Regions from separate parts of the Homo sapiens genome. Here regions 1 and 2 are each linked to region 3. The links are chromatin loops, found by intact Hi-C in ENCODE. Cell type or tissue: A673. All regions are shown on one strand.

What was found. Hi-C counts contacts between places; a loop is a spot of excess contacts. Peaks named below come from ENCODE experiments on the same cell type or tissue, not always from the same donor. Only the 100,000 strongest peaks of a DNase experiment are listed, where the experiment ranks them.
Region 1: it touches region 3 in a loop (6-fold over the local background); 2 of 110 quality-filtered maps call a loop at or near these places.
Region 2: it touches region 3 in a loop (4-fold over the local background); 5 of 110 quality-filtered maps call a loop at or near these places.

What each region holds. Positions count from the first base shown.
Region 1 is chr12:71,627,634-71,635,633 of GRCh38, reverse strand. ZFC3H1 (zinc finger C3H1-type containing) reads left to right here. Exons shown (of 35, transcript NM_144982.5): 10 at 54-191; 11 at 809-930; 12 at 1,330-1,479; 13 at 2,196-2,370; 14 at 2,617-2,748; 15 at 3,120-3,662; 16 at 3,747-3,856; 17 at 4,680-4,811; 18 at 4,913-5,034; 19 at 5,924-6,025; 20 at 6,597-6,716; 21 at 7,700-7,883. Among named protein-coding and RNA genes, the nearest start is that of ZFC3H1, 32 kb to the left of the region's middle. In A673, no CTCF peak of the experiment used is centred here; no DNase peak of the experiment used is centred here; H3K27ac peaks cover 218 bases.
Region 2 is chr12:69,775,850-69,783,849 of GRCh38, reverse strand. The region is part of intron 3 of RAB3IP (RAB3A interacting protein); the gene reads right to left. Among named protein-coding and RNA genes, the nearest start is that of RAB3IP, 41 kb to the right of the region's middle. RefSeq lists an enhancer at 1,384-1,553. In A673, a CTCF peak has its summit at 3,797 (motif pointing left); a DNase peak (open chromatin) is centred at 3,789.
Region 3 is chr12:70,730,004-70,738,003 of GRCh38, reverse strand. All of the region lies in intron 6 of PTPRR (protein tyrosine phosphatase receptor type R), which reads left to right. All of the region lies in intron 1 of LOC124902960 (a long non-coding RNA gene), which reads right to left. Among named protein-coding and RNA genes, the nearest start is that of PTPRB, 97 kb to the right of the region's middle. In A673, CTCF peaks have their summits at 4,436 (motif pointing left), 7,597 and 7,808 (motif pointing right); DNase peaks (open chromatin) are centred at 4,403 and 7,833; H3K27ac peaks cover 380 bases.

The DNA of each region.
Region 1 (8,000 bases), 900 kb before region 3:
GGTTAAATGACATCCTTTTGTTATCACGAGTAATAAATATATTGTCTTTGCAGCTTCCAAAGCATAAATCAGTGGTTGTAACACTAAATGATTCAGATGATAGTGAATCTGATGGAGAGGCTTCCAAGTCAACAAATAGTGTTTTTGGTGGATTAGAGTCCATGATTAAAGAAGCAAGACGAACTGCTGAGGTAAGTGCAATAATTAAAGGTGGAAAGAAAGATGACCTTTTGATGATCAGTAAAGTTTATTTTTTCCTGAAAATTAAACCATAAAGTTATAGATTTTTAATAACATTGATTTGTGGAAATATTTTAAGTATTTGTGCTATTAGGACTTTATATAATGAAGCATGTATCAATGTAGATTGATTTTACTATTAAAAGTTTCCATTATTTGTGTTTCCTATTAAGTATTTCCTTTTTCAAAATAGTAAAATTGGTTGGATAATTGTTCTGTGTAGTAAGGAGACTGTTGTTTTAGAGTTGTGTTGTGTTACCAGAAAACAGTTTTTATTAAAATGTATTCTCTAAGTACAACTTTTATCGTTTTTTCCCTATTTCAGTAGTTGTTTAGCTGTGATTTAATTCAATGATTTTCAGACTGTAGATCTTCACTACTTGGTGGCGTATACAATTTAGTAGTTATCAACCAACATTGTTTTAGAAAAAAGAATAGAAAATGATGACATTCAGGTATTTCTAAATAAATTCAGTATACACTGGGTTGCAATGTAAAATATAAATCTTAGTATGGAATTTTGGAAAGCTGATGATCTAGTTGACTTCAAATGTTTTTTTTTTTTTAGCAAGCTTCAAAACCGAAAGTACCTCCAAAATCTGAAAAAGAAAATGATCCTCTGCGAACACCGGAGGCTTTGCCTGAAGAAAAGAAGATTGAATATAGATTGTTAAAGGAAGAGATTGCCAAGTAAGTGTAATTTTATGTAATTAACATTAAAAGTATGTGATGTTTTCAAAACTTCTCTTATAGAGTTTCTTGGCACTGGGGAATGAGTGATGATAGTTTTATCCAAGATACAGAGTTAATGTTTTATAACTCACACAGAAGATGGTGCTGGATGGTCATACATACACTTGAATAGAGTGATGTGCTAGGACATAACCAGCTTAGAAAAAAGATGAAAACACTCAAAGAGAAGGACTCCACTATCAACTTTGAATGCTGACTTGGGTCTTGCATATTGGTCATCATCTTTATTATTAGTCGGTGTGATTAATATTGTTACTGCATGAAATAGAATACATTTTAAAAATAGTTTAAGTTTATTCTTGGGTGTAATGCATATATCCTTTTTGATAATTTTAGCCGTGAGAAACAGCGTTTGATTAAATCAGATCAGCTGAAGACAAGTTCATCATCCCCAGCAAACTCTGATGTGGAAATTGATGGTATTGGCAGGATAGCAATGGTTACTAAGCAGGTTACAGATGCAGAATCAAAACTGAAAAAACATAGGTGAGCCTTGTTATCTTCACATATCTAATTGTTCCTGTGGTAGAGAAATACATTTTTGTGGTGTATGTTATTAATAAGCGTACTATAAGATTATACATTTTCTCACTTAAACTTTGTAGAATGTAGAAGTCTGTCATTTTGTTGAATGACACTACATTTACATAAAGTAATGAAATTAATGTTTAAATAAAAATACCGGCCAGGCGCGGTGGCTCACGCCTATAATCATAGCAATTTGAGAGGCCGAGGTGGGTGGATCACTTGAGATCAGGAGTTTGAGACTAGCCTGGCCAACACGGTGAAACCCTGTCTCTACTAAAAATACAAAAAAATTAGCTGGGCATGGTGGTGCATGCCTTGTAATCCCAGCTACTTGGGAGGCTGAGGCGGGAGAATCGCTTGAACTAGGGAAATGCATTCCCACTGTGCCTGGCCCAACGTTGAATATTTACTACAAGTTTTCAACAGTAATTCACGTTACCTCAGGCTTAAATTTTTTTTTTTAAAAGATCAGTCTCATAGTTACTATTATCAGTGTAGCAATGTTAATTTAAATACCTGTGTGATGAATATAAAAATATTCATCCCTTTACATTTTTATCTGTGTCTCGTAGATGCATTTTTAAAAATTGTGTTATTACTTTGAAAATTTTTTTATTCTGACAGTCTGCTCTTGTAGGGAAACATTAACAAGAATTTTGTTATTTCTCATTTAGGATTCTCTTGATGAAAGATGAATCTGTTTTAAAGAATTTAGTGCAACAAGAAGCTAAGAAGAAAGAATCTGTTAGAAATGCTGAAGCAAAGATTACAAAACTTACAGAACAGCTTCAAGCAACTGAAAAAATTCTTAATGTTAACAGAATGTTTTTGAAGAAGCTTCAGGAACAAGTAATTATTTTAAAATACTGTAGTCTCCTGTTTACTACACATTTTTATAGGCCAAATTTTCTGTAAGACAAACCACTGTATACTAAAGCCAGCAAAATATGCATAACCTATAGTTTCTTGTTGAGAAATAATATTGGAATATTTTTATTTTCAGTTGAATGCTCAAAAGCCACGGTGTTTGAGAAGAAGAAATTTCCTGTTTTAAGGTTTTCATTTACATTTTCAGGATTATTCTATATTTTTCAGATTCACAGAGTTCAACAGCGTGTTACAATTAAGAAAGCTTTGACTCTAAAATATGGAGAAGAGCTTGCTCGGGCAAAGGCAGTGGCCAGTAAAGAAATAGGAAAACGTAAACTGGAACAAGATCGCTTTGGGGTGAGGGTTTTATAGAAATATTTTACTTTTGGAAAGCAGAAAGTTTTTATGATAGTTTTAAGGGTAAGATGTATATATAAAGTAACTCTTTGCTGTAAATTCCAAGAGATTAAGATTAAAGCTTTGTTTTTAAATGACATCCACATTTTTGGATGTCTACTTTATTATTTTGTCTTGACTTTGTTTTTGTCATAAGTCATAGATTAACTAGCAAAACTTTTGGCTACTTATGTTAAACTCTGTTTTATTCTCCATATTGATTTAGTTTTATAATGTTGGCATTGTATGGTGGGGATAGCACAATTATCTTACCAAAAATTGTTTATAAAATCACAGTGATGTAAAATACGTGTATCATTTTTCTCCCTTAGCCAAACAAAATGATGAGACTGGACAGTTCTCCAGTATCAAGTCCAAGAAAGCATTCAGCAGAACTAATTGCTATGGAGAAAAGACGGTTACAAAAGCTAGAATATGAATATGCCCTGAAAATTCAAAAATTAAAAGAAGCCCGTGCCCTTAAAGCAAAGGAACAACAAAATATCTCTCCAGTTGTGGAAGAGGAACCCGAATTTTCTTTACCTCAACCCTCACTTCATGATCTGACACAAGATAAATTAACCCTGGACACTGAAGAAAATGATGTTGATGATGAAATTTTGTCTGGTTCAAGCAGAGAGCGAAGAAGATCTTTTTTAGAATCCAATTATTTTACTAAACCTAACCTTAAGCACACTGATACTGCTAACAAAGAATGCATAAACAAACTTAATAAAAATACTGTAGAAAAACCAGAACTTTTTCTAGGGTTAAAAATTGGTGAATTGCAAAAATTGTATTCAAAAGCTGACAGCCTAAAACAGCTGATTTTAAAAACCACCACAGGCATTACAGAGAAGGTTTTGCATGGTCAGGTAACTGAACATTTCATATTTTCTTTAAAATCTGGAATTCACCCAGCCTTATTTGCCTTACAGAATTATTATTTTCTTTTGCAGGAGATTTCTGTAGATGTGGATTTTGTCACAGCACAAAGTAAAACAATGGAAGTGAAGCCATGTCCTTTTAGACCCTACCATAGTCCTCTTCTAGTTTTTAAGTCCTACAGGTATAAAAGAAAGATTCAATAAGCTTGAATTTCAGGATTTCTGTTTGGTTTTTAATATTTTATCTTGAATATTTGATGATAATGAAAAAGCAATTGAATCATTGCTATTGATAACCAGACTTACCCTTTTAAGGAACATAAAAATTAAGTGTCCTGCCGTTGGGCTCAAACCACACTCTTGGATTTATCAGTTCGTATCAAATTCCAGTTTCTGGCTATTGGTAGAAGTGTGGAGAATTTTGGATTTCTGTTTGTTAGGAATTTTAGGAAAAATAATTGGAATCTTAGAGGTTTTTTTTAATTTTTGATTTTTAATTTTACTGTTATTCAGTCTAAGAAGTGCATTGGCCAGCCTTCATAAAATTTATTTAGACATTTTCATATGATTAACTTTGTGGGTCCCCCATTTAGACTTTTAAAAGTTGTGAGAATGTTAAAGGGTTGCATGTTTTTATCTTAAAATTGTAAAGCACCTTCCAGGTAATATAGACTTTTTCCAGATTTTCTTGTCTTGGCTGGTAATGTGTGTAAGAAATACCGGTATTATATAGTATTTTATTATGTGGTGAGAAACTACTTTTAGAATACAAGGTTTTTTTTCTGTTTAAACTATTTTATGTTCTTGGTATAAAAGCAACTTGTTTCTATCCCTTGATATTCTAGGTCTTTTCTCGAATTAATTTTGGCATTAATTTAATTAGATAAATAGCTCATAAATAGTAAGCATGGAAATTTTAACTTGAGAAAGAAAAACTAAAGTTTTCTTAGTTTTCTGAGGAATGTTTGTTGGGCATAATATACCTGTTCACTCTCTTCACCTTAGATTTAGTCCATATTATCGAACCAAGGAAAAACTTCCCCTGAGCTCAGTATCATACAGTAATATGATTGAACCGGATCAGTGTTTCTGCCGTTTTGATTTAACAGGAACATGTAATGATGATGATTGTCAATGGTGAGTAGTTTTTGTGAACATTTTGTAATTTGAAAAATGGTCTTGTTTGCTTAACTTTGATATGTACATGATTATCTTTTCTGTGTTTTTTTTTATCTTAGGCAGCATATACAAGACTATACACTTAGCCGAAAACAGTTATTCCAGGACATTCTGTCATATAATCTGTCTTTGATTGGTTGTGCAGAGACAAGTACTAATGAAGAAATTACTGCTTCAGCAGGTTTTTAAAGACTTCCTATTCTCTCCCAAATGAAAATTGAATTTAGGCAACTTAAAAATTCTATATTAGTTGTTGACATTGTAAAATACTTACTATAATTCAGTGTATTTACCCATAATACTTTATCTAGATTTGCTGTATCCAGTATAATTACGGTAAAAATTTACTTCCTCTGTTACACTAGCCACATTTCAAGTACCCAATGGCCACATGTGGCAAGTGCATGCCAGTAGGACAGCACAGATTTAAGACATTTCCAACATTTCAGAAAGTTCTTTGGACAGAGCTCATTTAAATATTTAGTTCCATTTATTTAAAAGAAAATATTAAGCTATTTGTATAGAAACTTTACTATTGATTTTAACATAGGAGCCTATTTTTACTTATTGTTTTCAAAAAATAGAGGAAGGCTGGAAATTACGATGGCTGTTGTTTCCAATTCTATAATGAAATAAGACTTGATACACTTGTGAGCAAATATTATTAAGCTTTTTCTCAGATTTGGTGCCAAGTAATAAACCTCAAGCTACAAATCTTTTGGAAGTAAAGAAAATAATAATTACTAAATTTGGTGTTATCACAGCCCAGAGTGATTGTAATGTCACTGAATCTATTTTATCGCTCCCAATTTGGGACTTTAACTTAATTACTTAGTTCATTTTAGGAACTACTTTTTTTTTTTTTTAATCCCAAATGGGGTATATGATGTGGTAGGATTTGCCATAGTAGTTAAGATAATACAGGCTTTGCCCTTTCAAATGCCATAGGTGTTATTGACTAGTACCATATAATCGCCTTTAATTCTTAAACTAGTTCACGTCATACATTTTAATTATCCTAGTCTCTGTAATTGATATTTATCATGAAGATTGCATTGCTCTTATTTCAGAAAAATATGTTGAGAAACTTTTTGGAGTAAACAAAGATCGAATGTCAATGGACCAGATGGCTGTTCTCCTTGTTAGCAATATCAATGAAAGTAAAGGTCATAGTAAGTACATATATAAGTGTGTGTGTGTGTGTGTGTGTGTGTGTGTGTGTGTACTGTATCTCTTTCTGAAAAGGACTTTTTAGTTTCTGTATGACAGAAATTTTGTTGGTATTATGTTCTTAATGTAATACATATCATTCCAGGCTGGGTGCGCTGGCTCACGCCTGTAATCCCAGCACTTTGGGAGGCTGAGGTGGGCTGATCACTTGAGGTTAGGAGTTCGAGACCAGCCTGGCCAACATGGTGAAACCCCGTCTCTACTAAAAATAGAAAAATTAGCCGGGTGGTGGTGGCGTGTGCCTGCAGCCTCAGCTACTTGGGAGGCTGAGGCAGGAAAATCACTTGAACCCGAGAGGCGGAGGTTGCAGTGAGCTGAGATCGCGCCACTGCACTCACTGCACTCCAGCCTGGGTGACAGAGTGAGACTTCCATCTCAAAAAAAAAAAAAAAATACGTATCATTTCTAAGATGGAGTGAATGTAGTTCTTCTCAAATATTATTTGAGTATCCTTCAAAATGTTAAAAAAAAAACTAGTTATATCAATTAACAATCTTCTCCTATCTACTTTAGCTCCTCCATTTACAACCTACAAAGATAAAAGAAAGTGGAAGCCAAAGTTTTGGAGAAAACCTATTTCAGATAATAGCTTCAGTAGTGATGAGGAACAGTCTACAGGACCAATTAAGTATGGTAAGAAGTTATGTAATTTAAGATCCAGAATTATTAAATTGTGGTGTTCCATCTTTATTTAACACTTTGCTAATCCTTTGGTGTATCAGCCTGCCTGGTTAAAAAAAAATTTTTTTTAAAAACGATGCCATTGGGTTTTTAGACAATACAGTTAATTCACTGTGCAGGATTGCCTCTGAAATTGCGGGATATTTGTGTTCATGGCTCCTCTCCAGTAAATGCAAGGAGCACTGCTTAGTTAATAATTATGACTGCTTCAGATATTTCCAAACATACATTAGTTGGTGGGGAAGGTAGCTCCCGTTTGAGAACCACTGCCTAGCCTGTGTCCTCCTTAAGGGCAGGTGTTCTATTTTACTTCATCTTTGAATATGTTTTCTGACATGCAGAAGGCTCAAAAGATGAGAATGAACAAATGATGAATGAACTAATGAACAAAATAATGTATGAATGAGTGCCTGTATGTTAGGCACATTTTACTTTCTAATTTCAAGTTTGCATTATTTGTGAATTAGCAAGTATCCAAGAGATGTATGCTATTATGTACTTATTTACACTAACGTAACACTGTTTTTCTAGTTTAGATATAGTAGAATAATCTTTATAAATTATGACTTTTAATTTCTTAATTATAATTTGCAGTTTAACAAATGTGAATTCATTTGATAATAATGAAAAAGCAGTTGAATCATAGTTACTGTTAAGTGGACTGAAAAGGTAATGTCACTTAGCCTTAAAATAGCAGAGTTCTAATTACTCCTTTTGTTCTGGTGTAATTTTTAGTAGCACCTCTTTCCACTCAGAAGGGTCCTGGTTTGGGTGATAAATTATGTCATAGCTCTACCTTAAAGCTGTGAGCTAGTACATGTCATTAGAATCTTTAGGTTTTTAAGTTACTTTAAAGATGAGACCAATTGTTTTCTTTTTCTTGCATCTGTGGACTAAAGAAAATGTGAAGCTAATAATACTTTTTTTTTAAATAGCTTTCCAGCCAGAGAACCAAATAAATGTTCCAGCTCTGGATACAGTTGTCACTCCAGATGATGTCAGATACTTTACAAATGAGACTGATGACATCGCTAATTTAGAAGCAAGTGTGCTTGAAAATCCTTCTCATGTACAACTTTGGCTCAAGCTTGCGTACAAGTACTTGAATCAAAATGAGGGGTAGGTCAACTTCAAATCTTTGTGTAAACAGTTGCACATTTATATTTTTATGTTTGAGGTTTTTTTACCTATGGTAATCAGTCAGGTTTCTTTCCTAGTATCAATGGAGTCTTTGTT
Region 2 (8,000 bases), 950 kb after region 3:
TTCTCAGAATACTAAGAGAATGTGGATAAACTGCTCACAATGCATGATCACCAGATGTACAAAAGCAGCAGGAAATTAAAGCTACAACAGAGGTACCCTACAAAGCAACAAAACCCAAAAATCACCAAGAAATACTCCACAAGCACAGGACTCTATCTTTGGAGAAAACTCGGAGAGCAAATCTAAGAATAAACGGAGAGAAAGCAAAAGGTTTTCACAGGCTCCAACTTGCAGGTGACTGCAAAAACCTGTATAGTCAGTCCTATAGGCAGCAAAGAGTGCTACGAAGCTCTAAACCCTCAAACATCTTAGAGGAGTACGTAACAAAGAGCCCTCACCAGAAGGACGGAGTCTCACCCTAAGGGGAAAAAAACTCGGAAGTCTCAAACAAAACTGCAGGGCAATGAAGACAGGGAGAAGGAAGGATAAGATATAAAGAGGGAAGGGAGTGGCAAAGTTCCAAAGGAAACAGTTGACAGAAAATACTAGAGAGAGAAAATAAGTATCCTATGATGGGATGCTAAGCATGTAAAGCTCTCAGAAACAGTGCGCTGGAAAAGAAAAACCTTTTTGACCAAGGATTACCTACGAGACAAAGGAGCTACACACACACTCCAAAAACAACAGAGGAGAAAGACCTTCAAATGTAAACTGATAAAGCTATCCTGATTTATTCTTTCATAGGAATCTCTTCCTAATAGTCCAGGGAAATCCAGATCATTTAAACATGGGAAACAAAAATATGTAAAGTTATCACAATAATAAAGTTAAATACAAAGCCAAGTCACCTACAAGGGAAAGAAAATCAGACTGGTACCGAATTTCAACAGCAACATTTATGTTAGAAAACAATGAAGTAACATTTTTAAGTTACTCAAAGAAAAAAATGTGAGCTGAGTATTTTATAGCCAGCCAAAGTGTCCTTCAAGTGTACGACCACAAAGTCATAAACCTGTAAGACCTTAGAAAATCTCTCTCCTATGAGCTTGCCTGAGTGGACCAGAGAATGTTTCAGATTAAAAAAACAAAAAAAAACAAAACAAAAAAACTGGATAAGCTGTAACATGATGGACTGGGGTAAGAAGAAAATACATCTAACTTTAGAACTAAAACTAAAAGATGGGAATATCAAGAGAATGAGAAGACAAGACACAAATTGGGAAAAAAATATTTGCAAATGACCTATGTGATAAACTACTGTTATCCAAAATATACAAAGAACATTTAAAATCCAACAGTGAGAAAAGAACGACCCAATTAAAAACTGGGCAAATGACCAAAACAGACACTTCACCAGAGAAGGCAGATACACAGATGACAAACAAGCATGTGAAATGATGATCAACATCATATCTTATTAAGGAACCACTAATTAAAACAATGAGATGGCTGGGTGCAGTGGCTCATGCCTGTAATCTCAGCACTTTGGGAGGCTGAGGTGGGCGGATCACGAGGTCAGGAGTTCGAGACCAGCTTGATCAACATGGTGAAACCCCGTCTCTACTAAAAATACAAAAATTAGCCACGCATGGTGGCGCGTGCCTGTAATCCCACCTACTCAGAAGCCTGAGGCAGGAGAATCACTTGAACCCGGGAGGTGGAGATTGCAGTGAGCCGAGATCGCGCCACTGCACTCCAGCCTGGGCGATAGAGCGAGACTCGATCTCAAAAAGAAAAAACAGAACAAAAAAACAATGAGATACCCTGCATACCTACTAGAATGGCCAAAACTCAGAACACGAGTTAGTGGTGTTGTAACTGTGGTGGTAATATAGTTTTTTAATCCCCCAAAGGGGGATTAAAACTGGTAATATCAAATGCTAAAGAGAATGTGAACAAATAGGAACTCTAATTTATTGCTAGTGACAATGCAAAATGGGAAAGCTACTTTGGAAGATAGTTTGGCAATTTCTTACAAAGCTAACCATACTCTTATCATGGGATCCAGCGATCACACTTGTTGGTATTTGCCTAAATTAGTCAAACACATGTCCACACAAAAACCTGCAAACACATATTTACAGCAGCTTTATTCACTCATAACTGCCCAAACTTAGAAGCAGCAGATGGCCTTTACTAGGTGAATGAATACACTGTGGTACATCCAGACAGTGAAATATCATTTTGTGCTAAAAGAAAATGAACTAACAAGCCATGAAAAGACATAAAAGAAGATTAAATGCACATTACTAAGTGAAAGAAGCCAATCTGAAAAGGCTACACACTATATGATTCCAACTCTATGACAATCTGGAAAAGGTAAGACTACAGAGATGTTAAAAAGATCAGTGGTTGCCAGGGTTTTTAGGGAGGAAGGGATGAGCAGGCAGAGTAAAGAGGATTTTTAGGTCAGTGAAACTATTCTGTAAGATACTATCATGGTAGACACATGCCATTATACCTTCATCAAAATCCACAGCATGTACAACACCAAGAGTAAACCCTAATGTAAACTATGAACTTTGGGAGACAATGTGTCAATGGAGGTGTATTAATTTTAAGAAATGTACCACTCTGGTAGGGAATGCTAACGGGGGGGATGCTGTGCGTGTGTGGAGACAGCAAGTACATGGGGACTCTGTACTTTCAATTTTGCTGTGAACCTAAAACTGCTCTAAAAACTGCTCTAAAAGTGTCAATTTTTTAAAAATGGAGATAAAACTGACAAAATGGTATAAAAATGATATAAGCTCAAGGGATGTAAAATAACACATATTATTTTTAAAAACCAAAAAAATTATAAGAAAGGTGAAACTAAGTGTACTAACTTCTTAAGTATTACTTGGAAAAAGAGTTACAACTTGAAGCTCTCAAATCAACTGGGATAAACCCAAGTACATTTATGAACACAGTGATTGGCATTAAGATAATACTTGTAACTAAAATCAAATGATACAGGAAAAGGGAAGAGACAGTTTAGTATTGTTTATGGCAGGAAACAAAGGTAGTATATAAAGAACTTTTAAGATATATAAATGCATTTGATTAAAAATAACAAAACAAAAATCAAACCTTCCAAAATACTAATTAAAAAAAAAAAAGATTTAGGAGGAATCAAGCACACTAGTGCCTAGGCAGCAAGCTTCATCTGCCCACTGACATTGGTCTTGGCAGCAGACCTGAAAGTTACCCTGTAAATTGGCTCCAACCCTTCTGCTACCCAGCCATGGGCCCAGTTTATTACTGCTTGCACAAGGACCCAGAAGAAGATTTACCCATATCCCACAACCCAGGAATGATTTGTCTGTCTGAGCCTCCTTGAAGGACCTGTCAGCCTTTGTCCCAAAGCAGGTCCTAAAGGATCCCACTCTCTACTCTAGCCTCTCTCACTACAGTCAGGGAAATGCCCCACCTGTGCAGGGAGCTTCTAGGGGAAGCTTGCCTGCCTGGGCTACCCTGGTGGGTTTGCCAGCCTCTGTCCCACAGCAGTGAAGGGGCCCAGACTCGGCTCCAGCCCCTCTCCCTGCAGTTGGTAAACTGTCCCATCCATGCAGGAAATTACTGGGAAGCATGGATGTAGGCCACTGGTGCAAGCTCACCAGCCTCCATCCTACAGCAGAGTGTAAGGGGTCCCAGTCTCAGCTCCAGTTCCTTTTGCTACAGTTGGGGAACTATCCCATCTGTGCAGGGAATTGCGGGGAAACATGCATCTGTCTAAGCAAATGGGACAGGCTTCCAGGTTCGGGTCGTTGGCCAACTTCCTCACAGTCAGGGTACCCCTACCTTGAGTCATCATTAGGTATATCCTGGCTGGAGCACCATGTCATCTTCGTGGTAAAAATGGGCTTAAGGCGCCCTCTACCGCTGAAATGGCTGCAGCAGTCACAGGCTTGACAACAGCCAGTCTTAGATCTCTAGATAGGCCCACTGAAGGATGGGCACAAAGTCACACTGCAAAGACTTGAATAAATAACTAATTCGTTAATAAGCAGACATCAGTGTACATCCACAAGCATTCAGAACAATCAGGGAACTATGACCTCACCAAAGAGACAAAATAAGGTACCAATAACAGACCCTAAAAAGATGGAGATGTGTGATCTGTCAGAATAAAAATCAAACTAGCTGTGTTAAGGATCATCAGTGAACTTCAAGAAAATACAGATAAACAATTCAGAAATTTATCAGAAAAATTTAAGAGAGACGCTGGAAAAAAAAAAAAAAATTCCCTAGCTAGAATGTGCAGTGAAAGCAGTGAAAAATGCAATAGAGCTTCAACAACAGAATTAACCAAGCGAAGAAACGATGAGTGAGCTCAAAGGCAGGATAAGTGAAAAATATACAGGTAGAGAAGAAAAAAAAAAAGACTAAAGAGGAATGAAGAAAGCTTACAAGATCTATGGGATAGCATCAAAAGAGAAAATGTTCGAGTAATTGGAGTTCAAGAGGGAATAAAGAAAGACAAATGGGAGGAGGAGCCAAGATGGCCGAATAGGAACAGCTCCGGTCTACAGCTACCAGCGTGAGCGACGCAGAAGACGGGTGATTTCTGCATTTCCATCTGAGGTACCGGGTTCATCTCACTAGGGAGTGCCAGACAGTGGGCGCAGGCCAGTGTGTGTGCGCACCGTGCGCGAGCCGAAGCAGGGCGAGGCATTGCCTCACCTGGGAAGCGCAAGGGGTCAGGGAGTTCCCTTTCCGAGTCAAAGAAAGGGGTGACGGACGCACCTGGAAAATCGGGTCACTCCCATCCGAATATTGCGCTTTTCAGACCGGCTTAAGAAACGGCGCACCACGAGACTATATCCCACACCTGGCTCAGAGGGTCCTACGCCCACGGAATCTCGCTGATTGCTAGCACAGCAGTCTGAGATCAAACTGCAAGGCGGCAACGAGGCTGGGGGAGGGACGCCCGCCATTGCCCAGGCTTGCTTAGGTAAACAAAGCAGCCGGGAAGCTCGAACTGGGTGGAGCCCACCACAGCTCAAGGAGGCCTGCCTGCCTCTGTAGGCTCCACCTCTGGGGGCAGGGCACAGACAAACAAAAAGACAGCAGTAACCTCTGCAGACTTAAGTGTCCCTGTCTGACAGCTTTGAAGAGAGCAGTGGTTCTCCCAGCACGCAGCTGGAGATCTGAGAACGGGCAGACTGCCTCCTCAAGTGGGTCCCTGACCCCTGACCCCCGAGCAGCCTAACTGGGAGGCACCCCCCAGCAGGGGCACACTGACACCTCACACGGCAGGGTATTCCAACAGACCTGCAGCTGAGGGTCCTGTCTGTTAGAAGGAAAACTAACAAACAGAAAGGACATCTACACCGAAAACCCATCTGTACATCACCATCATCAAAGACCAAAAGTAGATAAAACCACAAAGATGGGGAAAAAACAGTACAGAAAAACTGGAAACTCTAAAAATCAGAGCGCCTCTCCTCCTCCAAAGGAACGCAGTTCCTCACCAGCAACAGAACAAAGCTGGATGGAGAATGATTTTGACGAGCTGAGAGAAGAAGGCTTCAGACGATCAAATTACTCTGAGCTACGGGAGGACATTCAAACCAAAGGCAAAGAAGTTGAAAACTTTGAAAAAAATTTAGAAGAATGTATAACTAGAATAACCAATACAGAGAAGTGCTTAAAGGAGCTGATGGAGCTGAAAACCAAGGCTCGAGAACTACGTGAAGAATGCAGAAGCCTCAGGAGCCGATGCGATCAACTGGAAGAAAGGGTATCAGCAATGGAAGATGAAATGAATGAAATGAAGGGAGAAGGGAAGTTTAGAGAAAAAAGAATAAAAAGAAATGAGCAAAGCCTCCAAGAAATATGGGACTATGTGAAAAGACCAAATCTACGTCTGATTGGTGTACCTGAAAGTGATGTGGAGAATGGAACCAAGTTGGAAAACACTCTGCAGGATATTATCCAGGAGAACTTCCCCAATCTAGCAAGGCAGGCCAACGTTCAGATTCAGGAAATACAGAGAACGCCACAAAGATACTCCTCGAGAAGAGCAACTCCAAGACACATAATTGTCAGATTCACCAAAGTTGAAATGAAGGAAAAAATGTTAAGGGCAGCCAGAGAGAAAGGTCGGGTTACCCTCAAAGGAAAGCCCATCAGACTAACAGCGGATCTCTCGGCAGAAACCCTACAAGCCAGAAGAGAGTGGGGGCCAATATTCAACATTCTTAAAGAAAAGAATTTTCAACCCAGAATTTCATATCCAGCCAAACTAAGCTTCATAAGTGAAGGAGAAATAAAATACTTTATAGACAAGCAAATGCTGAGAGATTTTGTCACCACCAGGCCTGCCCTAAAAGAGCTCCTGAAGGAAGCGCTAAACATGGAAAGGAACAACCGGTACCAGCCGCTGCAAAATCATGCCAAAATGTAAAGACCATCGAGACTAGGAAGAAACTGCATCAACTAATGAGCAAAATCACCAGCTAACATCATAATGACAGGATCAAATTCACACATAACAATATTAACTTTAAATATAAATGGACTAAATTCTGCAATTAAAAGACACAGACTGGCAAGTTGGATAAAGAGTCAAGACCCATCAGTGTGCTGTATTCAGGAAACCCATCTCACGTGCAGAGACACACATAGGCTCAAAATAAAAGGATGGAGGAAGATCTACCAAGCCAATGGAAAACAAAAAAAGGCAGGGGTTGCAATCCTAGTCTCTGATAAAACAGACTTTAAACCAACAAAGATCAAAAGAGACAAAGAAGGCCATTACATAATGGTAAAGGGATCAATTCAACAAGAGGAGCTAACTATCCTAAATATTTATGCACCCAATACAGGAGCACCCAGATTCATAAAGCAAGTCCTCAGTGACCTACAAAGAGACTTAGACTCCCACACATTAATAATGGGAGACTTTAACACCCCACTGTCAACATTAGACAGATCAACGAGACAGAAAGTCAACAAGGATACCCAGGAATTGAACTCAGCTCTGCACCAAGCAGACCTAATAGACATCTACAGAACTCTCCACCCCAAATCAACAGAATATACATTTTTTTCAGCACCACACCACACCTATTCCAAAATTGACCACATAGTTGGAAGTAAAGCTCTCCTCAGCAAATGTAAAAGAACAGAAATTATAACAAACTATCTCTCAGACCACAGTGCAATCAAACTAGAACTCAGGATTAAGAATCTCACTCAAAGCCGCTCAACTACATGGAAACTGAACAACCTGCTCCTGAATGACTACTGGGTACATAACGAAATGAAGGCAGAAATAAAGATGTTCTTTGAAACCAACGAGAACAAAGACACAACATACCAGAATCTCTGGGACGCATTCAAAGCAGTGTGTAGAGGAAAATTTATAGCACTGAATGCCCACAAGAGAAAGCAGGAAAGATCCAAAATTGACACCCTAACATCACAATTAAAAGAACTAGAAAAGCAAGAGCAAACACATTCAAAAGCTAGCAGAAGGCAAGAAATAACTAAAATCAGAGCAGAACTGAAGGAAATAGAGACACAAAAAACCCTTCAAAAAATCAATGAATCCAGGAGCTGGTTTTTTGAAAGGATCAACAAAATTGATAGACTGCTAGCAAGACTAATAAAGAAAAAAAGAGAGAAGAATCAAATAGACACAATAAAAAATGATAAAGGGGATATCACCACCGATCCCACAGAAATACAAACTACCATCAGAGAATACTACAAACACCTCTACGCAAATAAACTAGAAAATCTAGAAGAAATGGATACATTCCTCGACACATACACTCTCCCAAGACTAAACCAGGAAGAAGTTGAATCTCTGAATAGACCAATAACAGGCTCTGAAATTGTGGCAATAATCAATAGTTTACCAACCAAAAAGAGTCCAGGACCAGATGGATTCACAGCCGAATTCTACCAGAGGTACAAGGAGGAACTGGTACCATTCCTTCTGAAACTATTCCAATCAATAGAAAAAGAGGGAATCCTCCCTAACTCATTTTATGAGGCCACCATCATTCTGATACCAAAGCCGGGCAGAGACACAATCAAAAAAGAGAATTTTAGACCAATATCCTTGA
Region 3 (8,000 bases):
CGCTTTCCCTAGTAGAGGTACATTTCGATGCTTAAAGATTTTAACTTGGAGAATCTTTAATCATTCCTCCACTGATCTCTTTTTGGGACATATGAGTAAAGAGAAGGGAATAGAATTAATATGACTGCATATCAGAGCATAAAGTGTAAAAAATACCCTGGAAGTTAAAATCTGTATTCATGGCTGCAAATGGTGGCTCACGCCTGTAATCCCAGCATTTTGGGAGGTTAAGGCAGGAGAATCACTTGAAGCCAGGAGTTTGAGACCAACCTGGGCAACATAGTGAGACCCCGTCTCTACAAAAATTTTTTAACAAATTAGCCAGGCATGGTGGTGTTTACCTGTACTCCCAGCTACTTAGGAGGCTGAGGCAGGAGGATATCCTGAACCTGGGAGCTCAAGGTTGCAGTGAGCTGTGTCACACCACTGTACTCCAGCCTGGGCAAAACAGCGAGACTTTGTCTCGAAAGATAGATAGATAGATAGATAGATAGATAGATAGATAGATAGATAGATATTCATTAAATAGACCCATAATCGAAAATGGATCCAACTCTCTCATTTTCTGTCAAATAAAAATGGGGCCCAGAATCTTTCTCTTAGGTCTTTGGTGAGGTTCTGTAAAAGCACAGCCTGAGACAAGGGCTCTTGTCCAAATGATGTGTTGAGAAGATGCTCTCAGGGGAAGCTTATTAGGAAAGCAGGGCAAGCAGAACAGAGAAGAGGACAAGCAAAGAGGTGGTGGTAGCAGCCATCTACCCTCAGCCTGATTGCACAGGGATCTCTGAGCATGAGTGGCCCCTCATGGACAGTTGTCTCACCTTGAGGTGAGGGGGCTGAGCCTCTGCACCCTCATGCCAGCCAACCACTGACTCCAGGCCACCCAGGGATGGTGGAGGCATAACTTCCTAGGCACCTCTGGCTCAGCAACACCCATCAGCTGAGGGGGCTGCTCCAGCGAAGTGGCAGCTGGGCACCACTAACAGGCTACCCTCCCAGCAGTGGGGCAGGAGAGGATGGGGCACCAGCTGGAGAAAGGCGACCTGGGTGGGGCACCAACAGCATTACTGTACTTGCCAAAGGTCGCAGCAGAGCTAAGTTTACACTCCAGGTTCCTTTGATTTTCCCAGGCCATTATACACGTACCACACGGCCTCCTTCAAATAAACACCATTCATTCTATTGGAACCTATGACCCAGCCCCATTGAACACAGTCTATCAACCATGACTCAGTTGCTCAGCCTGACAACATGAGGGCTTATAAACATAAAATATAGCAAACACGTAGAAGTAAATTCCAGTTTAACTCCAAATAACATCAATAAAAATAACAACTCAGTATGCCCTGTTGACCCTTCACATGCATTATCTCATTTCACCAACCCAAGGGACTTTTTATCCCCTCCTTAGAGTGGAAACTCATGCTCAGAGAGTATAAGTTATGGCCCTAATAACTTAATAGTAAGTCAGTAGGATTGTGAGGGTGACAAATAGAATGCGAACCCAAGCAGTATTGCTCCAGAGGCTGTACTCCTAATTAATAATAAATTGGCATGCTTTGGGGGTTGGGAGGAGGCGTACACACCTATAATCTGTGGGAAATCAATTTTAAAATAAACTACAAATCAGTATATTTAGCAAGTAGGTATATTATGGAGCGTCACACTGTTTTTCCTCTTAGCAAATTTTATGCTTGGCTTTCAGAATATTTTTCAGATTTTAAATCAAGCAAAGTGCAATTTCATGAGGTGGACTCAAAACACTCATGACAGATAACCATTTCACTGCCATTCTAGAAGCACATTGTCTGTCTCAGTTTTTTCCTTAATCTGATTTTTGCCATTCTGGAGGCCTGGTGGTAATCTGACATAAATGACCAAGAGGAAGGTGAACACGAATAGAGCAAAGAAGCCAAAGTGAGGGGGCTATAAGGCAATAATTCAGAATACTCAAGTCAGAAAAGGATGGAGTGGTCTCCATATTGTTCAAACATCCTGCATAATAACTCGCCCACTTCATTGTGTGTGTGATTGTCAGTGGAGGTGGCAGGAACAGCAGAGAAGCACATGGTCATGCCTGCACTAAGCTGCTGCCCGTGCTGCTGTAATAGAAGGATGCAGAGTCACAGCTGATGGGTTGGACACTAACCTGCCACCTGCCAACCACTGTGCTTATGTATGATCTCAGACAACCTTCACAACATCCTGGAGGCAGGCAGTATTTCTATGCCCATCTTGCAGTTATGCTAACAGAGAGACTTAGAGAGATAAGTAATATGCTCAATGTCACAAAGAAATAAAAATCTAGCCAAAGATACAATCTTGACAACCTGCTTACAAAATCTGCACGTAACTACCATGTCTTACCTTTTTCTAGGTGATACAGATGACAAAATTTTAATCTTCTGATATGGTTTGGCTATGTCCCCACCCAAATCTCATCTTGAACCGTAGCTCCCATAATCCCCACATGTCATGGGAGGGACCCAGTGGGAGGTAACTGAATCATGGGGGCAGGTTTTTCCCATGCTGTTCTCATGATAGTGAATAAGTCTCACGAGATCTGATGGTTTTATAAAGGGCAGGTCCCTTGCACACACTCTCTTGCCTGCTGCCATGTAAGACATGCCTTTGCTCCTCCTTCACCTTCTGCCATGATTGTGGGGCCTCCCCAGCCATGTGGAACTGTGAGTCCATTAAACCTCTTTTTCCTTATAGATTAACTCAATCTCAGGTATGTCTTTATTAGCAGTGTGAGAACGGACTAATCACCTTCTAACATTTTTATAAAATATTTTCATATTCTTATACTTGTATGGGGATGTCCAGAGCTGAGGGAGGCACTGGAAACATGCACAAGCCCTTCATGAACAGTGAGCATCAAGCTGTTCTCTTTATTTGTCAGATTTTATATAGGTAGGTTGGAATTCTGGAGGGTTATGAACAAAATTTTCATAGGGTTTTTTATTCTAAAAAAATAAAAGACCCCACAGGAATGAAGAAAAAGGAGGCAAAAGTTTTGAAACCTGCCTGAAAATTAATGGTACGTCATGAGACAAAAATGTAATCTTGTTAAGTGAAAGAAATGACAGTGGATACAACCCAGGGTGAGTAAAACAGGAGCCAACATATATTATTTAAGAATTAAAAGTAGAGGAGCTTTGCCTAAAAAGGTAAAAATTGGCCACTACTCATTGGAAAGCACAGGCCTGGCATAATTTCTCTCCAAGCAGACCCTGAAATGTTTAAGCCATTGTAGTCTAATGAGTCCTGAAAGTGTAGACCTGGCAGTGGCTCTAAGAGGAATCACAGTAATTGCTCCTTTCCTTTCCTTGCCTTCCCTTTCTCTACTTGTGGTCCCTGGCAGAGCAGCAGGAATAAGTCCCACTGAGTCCTCTAACTGCTGTATCTGCCCCCAGACCACCCCTCATACAGGCTGCTTCACCCTGAGGTTCAAGCAGAAAGGACTTCTCAGCCCTTCCACCCTGACCCCCAACAATCCTTCAACATCCATTAGCCTGCAACCCCATCCAGGACACTGCTTCCAGCTTTACAGGGTACTCTCCATTTGCACTCATACCATGGGGGACAAAATCTAACTACCCTGGGAACTCTTTTGGCAATTCAGTAGGGTGTGCATTTCTATAAAGTTCTTTTTGTCTTGACCCTAAAGAAGAGGTGGTCGTGGTACAATTTTTTGAGATTCAAATTCTCTGATTCCTCTACATGTGATTAATTAGAGTTTCACTTTGGAGGGTACTAAATGCAGTGCTTTTTAAAATGAGATTTTTTTTTATTTTTGCTAGGGGACCATGTTCCAAATCTTGATGTATAGGTTGACAGAATTAGGTGAAATGGCCTGTTCTGAAGAAGCGTTTTAATCAGGGCAGGCACAGATAATTCCCAGCATAAGCTTTGCTTCCTATTTTAAGAGCGACCAGTTCTGAATCTTAGATACTGTGTCAGGAGGTTTTTCCTTGCAGCCAGAGACTTTTGCCTTAGGAGTTTTTGGAAATGTGTCATAAAGCTATGTAGTTCAGGGTCCCACTATGTGCATTTTATGAACTGCCCAAACATTGTTTTCCTGGGAAGTGAGGCACCACTCTCCTCTCATCAAATTCACCCAGATATTAGCACATGACCTCTAGAGCAGAACAGTGAAGAATCACAAGTTACTCATGGCAGGCGACTTGAACACAATTATTTTTCAACTGATGTGGGTTTTTTCTGTAACATAAAATATACACTTCAATTTATTTATATAAATATAAAACTATCTTTTTCTGGAAATCTTATAAAAACCACTTTAAAGTGTCGTTCCCATTTAGCAATGCAGCATGATTATCTGGGTACAATCTAAACATGGAGAGAGCACTGTTCTCAGACACATCCTGATGAAGCTCACGATTGGAGGACGTGGAATTAGTTCCCTCTAGTGGAGAACTTCATGTTGACACAGTTGTTAGCCCCTTGTCTCATGGAAGGAAAAGAAAGGTGAAATCTTTTTTTTTCTTTTTTTTTCTTTTTTTTTTTGCCATAATTTTTCTTTTTTTCTTTCTTTTTTTTTTTTTTTTTTGTTGTTGTTTGTTTGTATTTTTTTTATGACAGCGTCCTCTCTGGCGGGTAAGGCATAATCTTTTTTTGGTATATACCTTAGAAAACAGGTCTCAGTGTAGTGATGAAACAGCTTTAACTTGAGAATTGACAAATTCTTGTGAACACTTTTAAATATGATATACTTTCTAACAATGCTTGGCATCCAATCATTTTCATTTCTCATTATTTTAAGTAATTTTAACAACAGTGTATCAAATGAAATTATTGTTCCCTAATAATGTCTTATAGTGTATACATTTGTTTATTTAAGGAAACCTTTTTTTCCAAATCATGGATTAAAACACAGCCCTCAAGGATTCTCCCCTTTTCCAGGCCCTCCCCATCCCACCTGCCTTACTTTTCATTTCCTGCGTTTTCCCTCTCGGCTTTGATTTCCCTCAAGGCGGTGTCTGTAGCACAATGCCTACCACCTTGTACGTGTTCCATAAATATTTGTTAAATCTCAATATGAAAAAAGGAACAAGTTCTTGGACATCAAGTTAATTTTATAGGAAGAAATATGTTTTAAAAAAATAAAAATAGATGATGCGCCGGGCATAGTGGCTCATGCCTGTAATCCTAGCACTTTGGGAGGCTGAGGTGGTCAGATCACAAAGTCAGGAGTTTGAGACCAGCTTGGCCAACATGGTGAAACCCCATCTCTACTAAAAATACAAAAATTAGCCAGGCGTGGTGACGTGCGCCTGTAATCCCAGCTACTTGGGAGGCTGAGGCAGTATAATTGCTTGAACCCAGGATGCGGAGGTCGCAATGAGCTGAGATCATGCCACTGCACTCTAGCCTGGGCAACAGAGCAAGACTCTGCCTCGGAGGAAAACAAACAAAAAAAAAATGGATGCTCACCACCACCTCGCCCTTGCCCCACAGAAGCCTGTGGTGCTGGCAGGTTGCCTGGCCTCATTAGACATCGAGAGGGAGCCCCTTGGAGCTGTGCTCCCTGCATGTCCTTGGCAATGTCACGCTGCACCTGGGGCTCTGAGGGGAGCTCCTAAAACCCTCACGGTCCCTGCTGTGAATATGATCTTCTGAATCATTTGTTTTACTCTTGTTACGTTGGCTCCTAACTTAGCATGTTGTTACCAAATCCCTATTCAGAGGAATATTTTTTCCTGACAGAATCCTTAGTCTACTTAAGGTTTCTAAGAAAAAAAAGTTGGAATTTTAAACCCACCTTAATCAAAAATAAGAGTAAAAATGATGAAGTACTAAAGGATCTATGAGAATGAATACATTCAAAGTATGGCAGAGGCCCACTTTGCCTGAAGGAATATACCTCAGATGTGGATCCTTCATCTTGTCAGTCTCCAGAGGATGGTCAGCCCTACTCAAACACCTGTCCGTTTTTCCAGGCAGCTCTTTTTTTCATTGCCCAAGGCAGCTTTTTAAAATCAGTGTTGCTGTCCTTAAATTCTCTTCTCCCATCCGATACATAGAAAAATACAGAATCTAGGAATAAACCATCCTAAATTACCTCTCTTGTTCCCTGACCCCATCAAGAACTCACACATGTGTGTGTAGGCACACGTGCACACAGTAGGATCTCCTGAGAGCTTATTCGTTTTTGTTTTCCTACTTCCTAATACCACACACATAATAGAGGTTCTCTAAAAATTGACTGAATGATACAGAGTTAGCCTTACTCATGGGAGTTAGACATATTCGTCTATTTCAGCTCTAAAACATCCAGTTGATTCTAGAAAGCCCAGAGAAAGGGAGAAATTCTCACTTGCCACCTCCTTCACGGGTGCTTAAATTATCCAACCACCCTATGTGGCCAATTGGTTTTTAAGGTCTGTGGTCGTGGCCCCTCTGCTCCTGTTTAATGAATAAACTTTGTAAACTTTAAGAGACTCTATCCTGAACCTGTTAATACAGCGTAAATATGCATCAAGACACTTAAGAAAATATCCTACAATTGAGTGGTTCCATATTAGTGAAAGAATGGTCTAGAAATCTAGAGAGAGGTCTCAGACAAGGCGATTGCAAGTTTCTCCAGGTGAGGCAATACTTCCTCATCTTTGAACATTGTGTAGAGGGGTGACTGTCCTTACCATTGCTTTCCTATTTGTACATGTTTAAACTCCAACATTTTTTTTTCATTTCTGGGGAGGGATTTTTCTTCCATCCAAATTTTTGATCCAGGTAATCATTATAATCTTGACCAATGGTTTAACTTTCCATCACAGTTTCATAGAAGAGAGTTGTTTATTTCACTTTAAAGTATATTTTCTTTCTTTTCCTTCCTCCTTCCTTCCTCTCTCTCTCCTTCCTCCTTCCTTCCTCTCTCTCCTTCCTCCTTCCTTCCTCTCTCTTGCCTTCCTCCTTCCTTCCTCTCTGTCTCCTTCCTCTCTCTCCTTCCTCTCTCTCTCCTTCCTCTATCTCTCCTTCCTCCTTCCTTCCTCTCTCCTTCCTCCTCACTTCCTCTCTCTTTCCTCTCTCTTTCCTTCCTTCTGTCTCTCTCTCTCCTTCATTCTCTGTCTCTCTCTCTCCTTCCTCCCTCCTCTCTCTTTCTCTATCTCCTTCCTCCTTCCTTCTGCTCTCTCTCATTCTCTCTCCTTCCTCTCTCTGTCTCTCTCTCTCTCTCCCCCAAGCTGGAGTGGCGTGGCATGATCCTAGCTCACTGTAACTTCAAACTCCTGGGCTCAAGTAGTCCACTCGCCCCAGCCTCCTAAGTAAATAGGACTATAAGCACATGCCACCATGTCCAGTTAATTCTTTTATTTTTTGCAGAGATGGGGGTCTCACTAGCTGATCTCCAACTCCTGGTCTCAAGTGATCCTCTTGTCTCAGCCTCCCAAAGTGCTAGAATTACACGCATGAGCCACTGTGCCTGGCCTCTGATTTCTACCTTTTTTTTTTAATTCATTTATTCTTTTGAGACGGGGTCTTGCTCTGTCACCCAGGCTGGAGCACAGTGGCATGATCTCAGCTCACTGCAACCTCCTCCTCCAGGGTCCAAGCTATTCTCCTGCCTCAGTCTCCCAAGTAGCTGGGGTTACAGGTGCCCGTCACCATGCCCGGCTAATTTTTGTATTTTTAGTAGAGACGGGGTTTCACCATGTTGGCCAGGCAGGTCTTGAACTCCTGACCTGAGGTGATCCACCTGCCTTGGCCTCCCAAAGTGTTGGGATTACAGGAGTGAGCCACCAAGCCAGGCCTTCTAATTTAAATATGTTCTTCCATATATGACCTGCAGGTGGCAGAGTGAAACAGCACTATACTGTAAAAGTAAAAATCGAGGCTTGGGTGTGACAGAAATTCTCATTAGAACTTACATCCTCTAGGGTGATACTAGTGAAATCTAGTGTGGGCAGGGTGTCTCACAAAATCTTTAACACAATGTCAATAATAGTTTGCTTGGAATTATTATTTTTTCATTGTTT